Regions from separate parts of the Homo sapiens genome. Here all the other regions are linked to region 1. A link is a contact called in ENCODE Hi-C or POLR2A ChIA-PET data. All regions are on one chromosome and are shown on one strand. Each heading gives the region's core, a stretch centred on a gene start or an enhancer-like site at or near the end of the contact. The rest is flanking DNA. Distances are from core to core; before and after follow the strand shown. Region 1 overlaps SH2B3 (SH2B adaptor protein 3). Region 2 holds the start of SELPLG (selectin P ligand). Region 3 holds the start of SSH1 (slingshot protein phosphatase 1).

The links. A loop is a pair of places that touch in the nucleus more often than their neighbours do. ChIA-PET counts read pairs that join two places held with the same protein, here RNA polymerase II (POLR2A). Pooled maps may share reads with other maps.
Region 2: a loop to region 1 is called in a map of B cell, with 26 times the contacts of the local background. The contact joins the promoter of SELPLG here to the enhancer-like site in region 1. A Hi-C loop is called at or near these places in 1 of 168 maps with a recorded cell type or tissue (B cell), 2 of 37 single-sample maps with no recorded cell type and 5 of 50 pooled maps.
Region 3: a loop to region 1 is called in a pooled map, with 3 times the contacts of the local background. The contact joins the promoter of SSH1 here to the enhancer-like site in region 1. A Hi-C loop is called at or near these places in 4 of 50 pooled maps. POLR2A ChIA-PET finds 5 or more read pairs at or near these places in 2 of 52 experiments (activated B cell and endothelial cell of umbilical vein).

Annotation. Positions count from the first base shown.
Region 1 is chr12:111,428,166-111,432,425 of GRCh38, reverse strand. All of the region lies in intron 2 of SH2B3 (SH2B adaptor protein 3), which reads right to left. Among named protein-coding and RNA genes, the nearest start is that of SH2B3, 24 kb to the right of the region's middle. RefSeq lists an enhancer at 1,383-1,692. Within about 2 kb of position 2,130, at least 12 of the 41 ENCODE cell types and tissues checked have a DNase peak (open chromatin) inside an H3K27ac peak, as active enhancers do; they include B cell and endothelial cell of umbilical vein, where a contact is called at or near this core.
Region 2 is chr12:108,630,884-108,635,143 of GRCh38, reverse strand. SELPLG (selectin P ligand) reads left to right here and starts at 1,250. Exons shown (of 2, transcript NM_003006.4): 1 at 1,250-1,404. LOC105369968 (a long non-coding RNA gene) reads right to left here. Exons shown (of 3, transcript XR_007063449.1): 2 at 1-813. RefSeq lists a silencer at 439-488 and enhancers at 1,729-1,778, 3,187-3,336.
Region 3 is chr12:108,855,073-108,859,332 of GRCh38, reverse strand. SSH1 (slingshot protein phosphatase 1) reads left to right here and starts at 1,750. Exons shown (of 15, transcript NM_018984.4): 1 at 1,750-1,905. The coding sequence starts at 1,837. RefSeq lists a silencer at 1,281-2,020 and enhancers at 2,451-2,500, 2,553-3,054, 4,169-4,260.

The DNA.
Region 1 (4,260 bases), core at 881-3,380:
AAAATCATCAGAAGTGGGCACCAAGACTGACATAAGGTGTTCATCCCAGGGTCATCTATACCAGCAAAAAAGTTAAAAATGGGCTGGGCGCGGTGGCTGTAATCCCAGCACTTTGGGAGGCTGAGGCAGGCAGCTCACCTGAGGTCAGGAGTTCGAGACCAGCCTGGCCAACATGGTGAAACCCCGTCTCTACTAAAAATACAAAAATTAGCCGGGCGTGGTGGCACATGCCTGTAATCCTGGCTACTCGGGAGCCTGAGGCACGAGAATCGCTTGAACCTAGGAGGTGGAAAAAAAAAAAAAAAAGAATACAGAAAAATGTTCAGGACACAAAGTGAAAAAAGCAGGTGACCAAATAGTATGAGGAATGCCAGGCCCGCAAAGGCTGAAGCTTTTGTCCACAAGCTCCTGCCTGCAAGGGGCTCCAGACAGAATTGTGCAAAAAGTAATCCCTTCCCAGCAATTGCTGAAGGAATTGGAATTTGGAGGCGGAGGCAAAGTTAAAGACAGAGAAGAGGCTGGGTGTGGTGGTGGCTCACGCCTGTAAATCCCAGAACTTTGGGAGACCTAGGCGGGAGGACTGTTGAGCCTAGGAGTTTAAGACCAGCCTAGGCAACATAGTGAGAGTTTGTCTCTACAAAAAAACTTAAAAATTAGCAGGGCATGGTGTCCTGCTAATGTCTATGCTAATAGCAGCATTAAATAGTCCCAGCTACTTGGGAGGCTAAGGTGGGAAGATCACCTTGAGCCCAGGAGGTTGAGGATGCAATGAGCCGAGATGGCGCCACTGCTCTCTAGTCTGGGGGACAGAGCAGTGTCCCCCAGTCTCAAAAACAAAACAAAAATGACAATAATGACATCTACCAAAATGGAAATGCTGGTTCTCTCTGGGTAGTGAGATTGTGGGAGGTTTTTCTGTTACTGTTTTTTTTTTTCTTTAAATAGTTTCTGCCATGAGCTTTATTAATTGAAAAAGCAAAATAAAAAACATTAGGAACTCAGACATGGAGGCCCTCGGCAAGTTAAAGACAGTTTCCTAGATTACATGGGGTACCCAGATGAAGACAGGGCAGGGCCCCCTTCCAGGTGGTTCCCTAGAGAGAGGTTTCTCTCTCCTCCTACAGTGGTGCCCCTGTGTGTAGAGCTGAGGTTGGGGTTCGAGTCAGGCATGGGGTGGGGGGTCCCAGGCAGCAGCCACAGCGAGGGAGGTCCAGAGGCCAGGTGGCCCTTAATCGCCCCGATGTACACTGTCACCCAGTGGTTCCAGAGGCCAAACAGTGGGCGGGGGCCACAGCCTCCTCCTCAACTCAGAGGGGAGATAGGAAAAAGGGGGTATGGGGCCCCAGAAAGGAAGCTGAGGTGGCCCCTCCTGCACTGGGAGAGGAAGCCCCCCCCGCCACCCACCCCCGGCCGGCACTCGGAGACCTCTTCTAGCGCAATCAGTTTCCTTTTCCATTCACAAAGAACTGGGTGGGGGATTTCCAGCAGCGCCAATGGGGCCAGCCAGGGGTTGCTGTGGGGAGCAGCCAGGCTGCTGCCCATCCCGGGGAGGGACCCTGGGGACCCACCTGTGGGATCTGGTGGCCTCCTTCCCCTTTTTCTGCCCTTCAGGGTAGGAACACATCATGCCAGCTACTCCCTGAGCCTGCAGTTGGCTCAAAACAACCCACTAAGGCAAGTGCTGGCATCCCATTTTCTGTAATGAGCCACTGAGGCGCAGAGAGGCCAAGTTCTTGGCCCAGAGCCACACAGCAAGGATACAAGAGCCAAGATCTGAACCTGACCCTGTCCATCTGCCCTTCTCCAGCGTCCACCCTTCGCCCCTGGACCCTGACCCTGAACCTCCAAGCCCACAGCCCTGACCCCACAATGGTCTCATCTCAATACCAGCCTCGAAAACAAACAAAACAAAAAAATACCACACCAACTTCCAAGAAGCCAGTAAGAGCAGCCAGGCCTGGTAAGCAGGACGGGGTGGGGATGGACCATAATAACTTAATTACCTCCCCCCTTGTTGGATTCAGGGCACTTTCTAGGCTGTGGATTCGCAGAATTTGAGCTGAAAGGAAGCGCCCCGATACCATCTGCCCCCGTGGTTTCAGCGCGGTCGGGGGTTTCTTCTAAGCGGCAAAGCACTTTTTCAAAAACGATTTTGCATGGAACCCCAATAAGGGGGCAGATGGGGCGGCAGTGTGTGTGGCTGGGGCCGCAGGAGCCCTGCCCAACCCCCTCCGCCTTCCCCATCACTCCCAGAAGGCCACTGCAGGCACCCACTTCATAGCTCAGAGAGGACTGGGACCTACCTGGGTCACATGGCAGCCCAGGACAGAGTGAGGATGGGACCTCCGTTCCTACCCCAGGAGCCTCTGCCGCTGGTCCCCCAGGAGACGTGGGCCCAGGAAAAAACCGGCTTCTTAAGCCTGTGTGCCCGCCAGGACCTGAGCTCTGCCTGCCTGCCAAGACCAGGGCTCAGTCTGCCCTGCTTGCCGGGATACAGGCTCGTTCTGACGGTGGAGGGTGGGTGCTTTCTCTCTGCCTGTTCTGGGGCCTAAACACAAACCCCCTGCCCCTGGTGCCCCCCGGCCTTGGCAGACCCACCAGGGACTCTCATTTCCTGCCTTGGCCACCTACCAGCTCTGGGGCCTCGGGCAAGTTTCTGGACCTCTCTGTGCCTAGTTTTCTTGGCTGTGAAATGGCTTCATCACTGTCCCCACCTCCGGGGTTTGTGATAAGGATTCCATGGGATGTGGCGGACACAGTGCCTGTCACATGAAAACCAATTAATAAAAATGGGCCGGGCGCGGTAGCTCACGCCTGTAATCCTAGCACTTTGGGAGGCCGAGGCAGATGGACAGCCTGAGGTCAGGAGTTCGAGACCAGCCTGGCCAACATGGCGAAACCGCGTCTCTACTAATAATACAGAAAAATTAGCGGAGTGTGGTGGTGGGCGCCTGTAATCCCAGCTACTCGGGAGGCTGAGGCAGGAGAATTGCTTGAACCCTGGAGGCGGTGGTTGCAGTGAGCCAAAATCACACCACTCTGCTCTAACCTGGGCGACAGAGCGAGACTCTGTCTCTAAATAAATAAATAATAAATAAAAATGACAACGCCAGTGATGCCTGCAGCAGCAAAGCCTTGCAGGCCCCAGCGAACACTGGCTGTGTTGGGCACAGCTCTAGGTGCTTCCCAGACAGCACTCAGTTGATCCTGGGGCCAGAGCCATCATTCAGCTATTTTTACTTGAGTAAACTGAGGCACAGGGAGGGCAAAGTGCCTTCCCCCGGGTCACAGGCTCAGAAGGGCAGGGGCAGGCCAGGGCCGCGCCTGTCAGAGCCCGAGGCGGCTTCCTGCCGTCCCTCCTCCTCCTCCTCCTCCTCTTCCTCCTCCTCCTCCTCCTCCTCCTCCTCCTCGCACTCCTGCCCCGAGAGGAAACCGCCAGGCCTCCGGCGGACGTCCCTTTCTTTCTGCTTCCCCTTTCCCACACCCGGAGGCATGGGGGTGGCTCCTGCATCCCCGCCCAGGCTCTGGGCCCAGAGCCCGACTCCTGTGGCCTCCCCGGGTCTCAGTTTCCTCCTCTGTAAAGGAGGTGTGAGGGCGGTGCCACCTGGAAGAATCACGGCAAGGACGGACGGGCACGGCCCTCCTGTGCCCAGGCAGGGTCACAGCCCACCCAGAGGGAGCTGCCCACCTGTGCCTCTGCCTCCCCTGCAGACCCAGGCACACCCAGGAACTGAGGCCCCCAAGGGATGGGTCACTCATCAGACACCCGGGCTCCTGTGCTATCTCTTGGGGGGACTTTGTGCTCCCAAAATCAAGGTCAGAGTGGCCTTGTTCCAGGGCTTCTGGGTGCCCCAAATGTCTCCTGCCAGAAGGGTGGGCCCGAGGCTGCCCCTCACCTGCCCTATCAGTGCTTACCGTAGCCTGCCCCCCATGACACTTCCCATTTTACAGAAAACTGAGGCCCAGCAAGGCCAAGTCACACACCAGGGACACCTGGCTCGAAAGGGGATGAGTGGGGATGGCTCTGAAGCACATTTACCCCCGAGTCGCAGCCACTCCTACCCAGACCACTGCCTCCTGGGCACTCAGGCCTGTGATGCAGCGGGGGGCTCAGGGCTGAGGGCTAAGTCCCCCTGAGGCATCCCCCAGCCCCTCTTCTACCACTTCTCCAAGCTGGGCATCAGAGGCCATGGGTGGGATGTGCCAGGCAGAGTCCTCTGTGCCAGGTGAGGGGCGCTGGCCAGCCCCCTCCAGGCCTCG
Region 2 (4,260 bases), core at 1-2,500, 2.8 Mb after region 1:
CCTGAGGTCGAGAGTTCAAGACCAACCAGCCTGACAAACGTGGAGAAACCCCATCTCTACTATAAATACAAAATTAGCCGGGGTGGTGGCACATGCCTGTAATCCCAGATACTCGGGAGGCTGAGGCAGAAGAATAGCTTGAACCCGGGAGGCGGAGGTTGCGGTGAGCCGAGATTGTGCCATTGCACTCCAGCCTGGGCAAAAAGAGTGAAACTCCATCTCAAAAAAAAAAAAAAAAAACAACTTTGTGCAAGGCAAGATATGAGTATCTTTCTGTGCATGTCCTGAGCCCTTGCCTGGTGCAAAGCCGCAGGGCAGATCCTGGGAGACCCCCCTATTCCCTCCCTTCTGGAAGTGTCTGGGTATTCTTAGGCCTCCCAGCCTTTGCCTCTGCTGTGCTCTCTGCCTGGGATGCCCACCTGGCTTGTCATCTCAAGTGCCACTTCTTGGAAGCTCCTCCTGTTAACCTCCCTCCCCCACCCAGGATGGAAGGAGAGGCCCCTCCCTTGCTCACCGCAGGATGGCACTCACTGCGCTGTGTCATTGTGGCATGATGTTCCACCGAATTGTTTACTCGCTGGCCTCCCCATTGGATGGAGGGCTACCAGAGGGCCACAGCCCAGAATTGCTGGCCTTTAGACCTCAGGGCATGCAGTCTGGAGTGCCAGAGTTGGTCAAATGAACAAATTTAGGATGAAGAAATAAGATAAGCAGGACTTGCCCTTGTGGTATCTGTAGTCCAGCTCCCTAGAGAGGCTCTTGGTTGCAGCTGAAAGGGCCTGTGCTGTGCATCTACAGAGAGTGTTTTGAGTCCTGCGAGAAGAAATACACCATATTTGCAAACCCTTTGAAGGTTCATATTTTGTGTTTTTTGCTCCCTGACCACCTCCCACCCCTCCCCACGCCCCACCAATCTTGGGCAAGAAGCGAGACCATTCTCCTTTTTCTCTGGTCACTCCTGTCCTTCAGGGGGCTCCCTCTGGCCCCGACTGTCCATTGCTGCTGAAGTAATGCTGTGGCCTTTCTCAGTTTGGGCCCCACCCAAAACCGAAGAACTTCTCCCCAGAAAGCTTCTACTTGGTTCTCAGTGTTTTCACAGTTATGGGAACCCAAGAACAGTGTCAGACCTAGGAGGTGCCCCACTACCACCCTGTCTTTATCAATGTTGTCACCAAAGCTGTCACAAACAATGGGGTGTGGGCTGTCACATGGCCCTGCCTAAGTAACCACATTCTCGCTTCCTCCTTCCACACACAGCCATTGGGGGTTGCTCGGATCCGGGACTGCCGCAGGGGGTGCCACAGCAGTGCCTGGCAGCGTGGGCTGGGACCTTGTCACTAAAGCAGAGAAGCCACTTCTTCTGGGCCCACGAGGCAGCTGTCCCATGCTCTGCTGAGCACGGTGGTAAGTGCTGGCTTGCAAAACCACAGGGAGTGGCTGGAGGTCCCCATGGGCCAAGGGCCTGCCTTATAGCTGCTGGCAGGCCCGGGTAGGACCGCCAGGCCCTTCTTGAGCTGCAGCACCTGGGGAGGGCAAACTGAGGCTCCTCCGACTCAAGACTAAAGTCTTCCTGGAGTCTGTGGCCTTATTCTGTGACTCTTCTGAATCCTGCTCCTGCCAACTTTTTTTTTCCTTCTTTTTTTGAGACAGGGTCTTACTCTGTCACCCAGGCTGGAGTGCAGTGGCACAATCATGGCTCACTGCAGCCTTAAACTCCTGGGCACAAGTGATCCTCCCACCTCAGCCTCCTGAGTAGCTGGGACTACAGGCGCACATCGCCGCATGCAGCTAATATTTTTACCTTTCCTAGAGATGGGGTCTCACTTTGATGCCGAGGCTGGTCTCAAACTCCTGGCCTCAAGCCTCTTGCGTTGGCCTCCCAAAGTGCTGAAATTACAGGTGTGACCCACCAGCCCCAGCCTCCCATTAACTTACTTCCCTCCCTGGCCAGTTTGCCTGCAGCGTCTGGCTTGGCGGCATTCTGATTTTGAAAATCAGAGAAACCATGAGTGTTTCCCTAGAAATGATCTTATCCTCTCCTTTCCTGGATGGGAAACTGAGGTCGGGAGAGGTGAAGGGATTTGTTTAGGGGCAGAGCTGAGATTAGGTCTGGAAGACTCCAGAAAGTAGGGGGAGTGCAGGATTTCTCTTGAAGCTGCATGTTATGGACGCATAAAAAAGTTCTTTTCAGAGAAAGATGCATTCTTCCCACTTTTTATAAGACTGAGGAAATGACACTTGTCTGTGGCAAACTATTAAAATATTAGAATTAAGATACTATTGTTAGCAAAAGGGAAAACAATAATAATAATAATAATTAGAATATTTGGCTGGGTGCAGTGGCTTACACCTGTAATCCCAGCCCTTTGGGAGGCCGAGGCAGGTGGTTGGCCTGAGCTCAGGAGTTCTAGACCAACCTGGGCAACATGGTGAAACCTCGTCTCTACCAAAAATACAAAAACTTAGCTAGGTGTAGTGGTGTATGCCTGTGGTCTCAGCTACTTGGGAGGCTGAGGTGGGAGGATCACTTGAACCTGGGAGGGGGAGGTCGCAGTAAGCCGAGATTGTGCCACTGCACTCCAACCCGGGTGGCAGAGTGAGACCCTGTCTCAAAAAAAAAAAAATTAGAATACTCTTATTAGTTTGTATTTGAGATACTTTCAGGACACTAAAAGGAAATGGTGGGGGCCAGTTGTGCCCTGCTGTACACACATTCACACACACACACACACACACACACACACACACACACACCCCATATTGTCGATATCTGGGCTTCTGTTGCCTGGAATTCTCTTCCTCTTTCCTCTTTCTTCTGTTTTCCTTTTTTTTCCATCTCTGACTTTGAGGCCCCCAGAGCCAGGCCCCTCAGTGGGCCGGGGCCTCAGAAGGTGGCTCCCAGGCCCTCAGACAGCCCCAGAGTCTCTTCCGAGGCCGTGCCCTGGGTGGTTGATGCCTCCCTCAGCAGGCTTGGCCAGCAGCCAGGGGAGTTAAACCTCAGAGAGCGGAAGGGCTGGGTTGCTAGGCTGGGCCCAGAGTGGGGCATTCAGAGGAGCTGGGGAATCAATCATCCGAGAACCTTGGAGGGTGGACAGTGCCCCTTTTACAGATGAGAAAACTGAGGCTTGAAGGGGAGAAGCAGCTGCCTCTGGCGGCATGGCTTCTGGCTGCAGGATGCCCATGGAGTTCGTGGTGACCCTAGGCCTGTGTCTCGGCTTCCTTTGCTGAACTTGAACAGGAAGATGGCAGTGGGGGCCAGTGGTCTAGAAGGAGATAAGATGGCTGGTGTGTGTGTGTTGGGGGTCTGTGTTTGTTAATCTGTCTGTCTACACAGGGGTGTTTAGAAAACTGTTTAAAGACAGTTGTTCAACTAACCAGATGTAGGTCTCATTGAATTCATTTGTGCCAAGTACCTTACTGCCTCTGGATCAGGCCAGCAAGTTTGGGTTCCAACAGGTGTAACTTGGTTCTTGGTGGGGTGGAGGGTAGGGAGGGGGGTGTAACAAAAAAATCTCAACTAACACTGTGGTTTGCAAGCCACCAAACATTAAACAGATATACAGCATATCTGTGCTATTAACTTTTCATGAGGAGGGCTGGTCACCGTGGCTCATGCCTATAAATCCCAGCACTTTGGGAGGCTGAAGCAGATGGATTGCTTGAGCCCAGGAGTTTGAGACCAACCTGGGCAACATGGGGAAAACCCATCTCTACAAAAAATTTAAAAGTAGCCGGGTCTGGTGGCATGCACCTGTAGTCCTAGCTACTTGGGAGGATCGCTTGAGCCCAGGAGTTCAAGCCTGCAGTGAGCTATGATTGCACCACTGTAGTCGAGCCTGGGCAACAGAGAAAGACCCTATCTCTAAAATTAAATAAATAAATAAACCTTTCATAAGGGCGATGATAAGTGGGAAAAAATGTCTACAGAGACTCCCTGATGTGAGTTGAGGTAGATGACGGAAAGAGGTTGCAAAGTGTCAGCTGGCAAATGTGGTGTGAAAAGTGTGAAGACAGCACGTGCTGTGCAGTTCTGTGCACGTTCCCCTGCCTCAGTCACATGTCCTCTTCTGCAGAGGCATTTAGTGAGGCCCCTGGGGATGCCAGGAGACCCAGGAGAGCTCCTGCCCTCCAAAAACTTGTGGTCTGGTGGGGGCAGCAGAGCAGACAGCCACAGTGGTTGCCAGCCACTGGGGCGAGTGTTGCGAGGGGTGTGTGCCTGCCCATCGGCTGAATCCTGGGCCTGTGGCCTGATCAGCAAGA
Region 3 (4,260 bases), core at 501-3,000, 2.6 Mb after region 1:
GAAGGAAGGAAGGAAGGAAGGAAGGAAGGAAGACTAGTGTTGATGCATGAAATGGAGTTAGGTTCTGGCTTCAAATTACTATAAATGGGTTTTTCACCCAGGAAACATTTTGTGGGAATGGAGCAATTCTTGTTGGGGAGACTGTCCAGTGCATTGGAAGACATTTAGCATCCAAGGCTCTTGCACTCTAAATGCCAGGAGCTCTCCCCCTCCATCAGCAAGACAACCACAAACATTCCCACAAATCCCCTCTTAGAAACGCTCCGTAGAAGCTACAGTGCCCCCCACTAGAATCACCTTTGAGATGAATCGTGCTGAGACCCTGTGAATAACATGGAGGAGGTCACAGCCCCAGGACAGAGGGAGGGACGGGGAAGAATCCAGGAGGCTGCGTGGGTTTCCTGTTGGGCAGTAAGACAAATTTGCTAAGCTGCGGGGCAGGCTGGGACCACTGCGTTTGCGAGTGCTTGTGCAACATGCAGAGGTTGGGGGTGGGAGCCGGGAGATGAGATTTTGGCTAAAAGAAAAGTTTCCTACTACTAAGTCAAGCCAGAATTGCCTTCTTGGTATCTTATTCCATGTTCCCCTCTCCATCCCCATAACTGGTCACCTCTCCCCGGGACAACAGCAGCAGCCTCCTCCCTGGTCTCCCTCAGCCCTCTGCCCCGTGGTCCCTCATCCACGCAGCAGCCGGAGCGATCTTTCCAGAGAGGATGGAGACTCCAGCCATTCCTCCCCTCTTCCCTTCCCTGAGTGCTGGCCTCCGGTTGACAAACTTCTTCCTGCTTCAGGGCACGCTGATCCCCCCTGCTTGGAGAGCTGTCTCTCTGTTCTTTCACCTGTTAATCCTGCTTATGCTCAAGCCCAAGCCTCAGAATAAAGCTCTTCTGGGAAGCCTTCCCTGACCTCCAAGGAGTTGGCTGGGTTTCAGAACACCCAGAAAGAATTCATTGAAAAAGATTAGCAAAATACTTTTTTAAAAACGTGCCTAATAACTTGATTAACCTCTGCAAAATCAGGCGAATCTATTTTGCTTACTGTTTTTGTTTTTTGTTTTTTGTTTTTTTGAGACCGAGTCTCGCTCTGTCGCCCAGGCTGGAGTGCAGTGGCGCGATCTCAGCTCATTGCAACCTCCGCCTCCCAGATTCAAGCGATTCTCTTGCCTCAGCCTCCCGAGTAGCTGGGACTACAGGCGCGCACCACTGCGCCCAGCTAATTTTTGTCTTTTTAGTAGAGACGGGGTTTCACCATGTTGGCCAGGATGGTCTCGATCTCTTGACCTCGTAATCCGCCCGCCTCAGCCTCCCAAAGTGCTGGGATTACAGGCGTGAGCCACCGCGCCCGGCCCCAGGACGTCTTTTATTTCCTGGTCGCTGTACAGTCCTGTCTGCACGGTCGCCGGGCCTCAGTTTCCCCAGGCAGAGCAGCGGGCAGGGCCCCTGGGGCGTACGGGCTCCGGGCGGCGCGCGCGCCCCCGAGTCCCAGGCCTGATAGCGGGGCGCGCGGGCGGGGGCGCGTGTGTCGGGCGCGCGAGGGACGTGATCGACCAGCCGAGGCCTCGGGCAGCCCTCAGGGCCCCCGCGCACGCGCGCCTCCTCGTCCCGCCCTGCCCGCTTCCCCGCCCACTCCGCGCACTGAGGCCTGCGCGCGCCGGCGCGGGAGGCGGGAGCTGGGGGCGGGGGCGGTGGCGACGCCGAGGGGGAGGGGCGGGCCCGGCCCGGCTCGGCCCGGCCGCCCGCGCGCGGCTCCAGGAGGCCCCGGGCCCGGCCCGGGCGGCGGTGGCGGTGGCGGCTCTAGCTCGAGACGTCTGTGGCGCCCTCGCACCGCGCCGCAGCCATGGCCCTGGTGACCCTGCAGCGCTCGCCCACGCCCAGCGCCGCCTCCTCCTCGGCCAGCAACAGCGAGGTGAGCCCCGGGCTCGCCGCGCCCGGCCTGGGCCGCCGGACGCCGCGCCGAGGCCGCCGGAGCTGGGGCCGCGCGTGCGGGGCAGGGGGGCGGCTGCGCGGGCTCCTCGGGGCCCCGCCGTAGGAACAGAGCCGGGCAGCCGGACCGGGGTGACCGTGCGAGGACTGTGTGCGATGTGACCCTGTCTTGGGGAGCTGTGCGGGGACTTTGTGTGCGGTGTGACCCCTATCGGGGGGCGACTTTGCAGGGACTGTGTATGCAGTGCGACCCCTCTGGGAGTGTCTGCAGGATACTGTGTGTGCGCTGTGACCCACATCAGGGGGTTACCCCCATCTTGGGGTGACCCCTGTTAGGCGGAGACTGTGTGCGTTGTGACCCCTAAGGGTGACTGTGCAGAGACTGTGTGTGCAGATGTGACCTCGTGATTGTGTGGGGACTGTGATTTCAGGTGTGACCCCCATCTTGGGTTGACCTCTGTCTGGGGAGGACTGTGCGTCTGTCGGGACTCCCATTTGTGAGTGACTCTGCAGTGTGACCAGGGTCCAGGGGTGACTGGATGTGCAACTGGGACCCTTGATTGGGTGACTGCGTGAGCCGCTGGTTCTGAGACCTGTGGCCGGGGTAGTTCTAGGCCCTTTGCCTGTATGCCTGGCTGTGCGATGTGAGATGTGACTGTTGCTGACCTGCCGTCCGGGGACTGTGCCAGCGTGAGACAGGCATCTGGGAGTGCCCCTACAAACGTGTGAGATTGTTTCCCCGCCTGCCGCCTCTGGAGTTCTGTCTGTAGGCGTGCCCGTGTCACTGTGTGACGGTGACCGAGCGTGCTGTGGGCTCTGTGTGGCTGTGTTTCACGTCTGTGCGTGCAGCCTTAGTCTGGCTTTTCCTTTCTGTAACATCACTCAGGCCTGTGTGTTTATGTGCATCTATCTTTCTGTGTGGCTGTGACCCATTCTGGGTGATTGCATAGGTGCATTCCTGGGTTGCGTGTCCTGGCACTGTGCGCGTTTTTGTGGGTCTGTGTGTGGCCCAGGTCCGTTTGCCTGGCCACTTTTTCCTCTGGGGTTGATTGAGGGCACTGTTGCCCTCTTAGCCTGCAGGGTTGGCCTGGCTTGTCCTAGGCTGGGGCCTTGGGCCTCTGAGCAGGTCAGCCCTCTGTAGCTGCAGGGATGACCCTCTGGTCGCGCAATCTTGCCCACCATCTCTTGAAGAACCCGTCAAGGCCTCTGGTCTAAACTCTTACCTATAACAAGGCTGAGTGTCCGCCTGCAGACCCTTAGCTGTGTTTAGAGAAGACTGGAGGAGCGGCCCTGCGGTCCCAGGCCCAGGAAGTTCCGCAGCCAGCATCTGGGCTCTTCAGCCCCTTTCTTTGTGGGAGGGAGTGGGGGAAGTTGACTGATAACACGGGGGAGGTTTGTGTGTCTGAGAGAGACAAGAGAATAATGTTTGCATTTGGCTTGACAGCCCTGTCTCCTGGTAGGGTAGTTCTTCAGCCTTGTTTTGCTGGGATTGGCAGGGACATTTTCAGAGTGGCTGGGAAGTTGAACCTTCACAGCCCCCTCCTTGGAGAGGAGAGGCCATTCATGAGTTATCTATACACAGAAGGTTCTAGTAATCCCCCTCTACACGCTGATTAGAGGCAAAAGAACACTGGCGATCAATAGCCTGCTACTGAGAAGTTAGGTTGCAGGAGCGCCTTTCCTTCCCACAGCGAGGAGGGGCTGTTTTCTGTTCCGGTCACTGCTGTCTGGCAATTTATGCACTTAATCTCAGGTTCTCATCACAAAAGTTTATGTGAGGTAAGGGGAGAGGTTGGCTTCAGGCTGAACCTGTCAGCCCAGATTTCTGATTCAAAACCCCATGTTCCTAGAGTTACTTGCAACCTAATCTGTTCTTGTCTTACGCATTTTAAGGTCTTATTATTTTTTAGTTACATACCATAAATTTGCCATTTTAAAGTGTACAATTCAGTGGTTTTTAGTATATACATGAGATTGTGCAACCACCACCATCTAATTCCAGAACATTTTCATCCTCCCCAAAATAGGAACCCTGTACCCGTTAGCCCTCACCTGCAGCCTCCCCCTGCCCCATTCTCCCTAACCTTAGGCAACCACTAATCTACTTTCTGTATCTATGGATTTGCTTATTCTGGACATTTTATATAAATGGAATCACACCCTGTGTGGCCTTTTGTGTCTGGCTTCTTTGACTCAGCATCACGTTTTCAAAGTTCATGCATATTGTAGCATGTGGCAGTACTTCATTCCTTTTCATGGCTGTATAATACTCCATTGTATGGATGTACCACATTTTGTTGGACATTTGTGTTGTGTCTACTAGATACATTTTCAATTA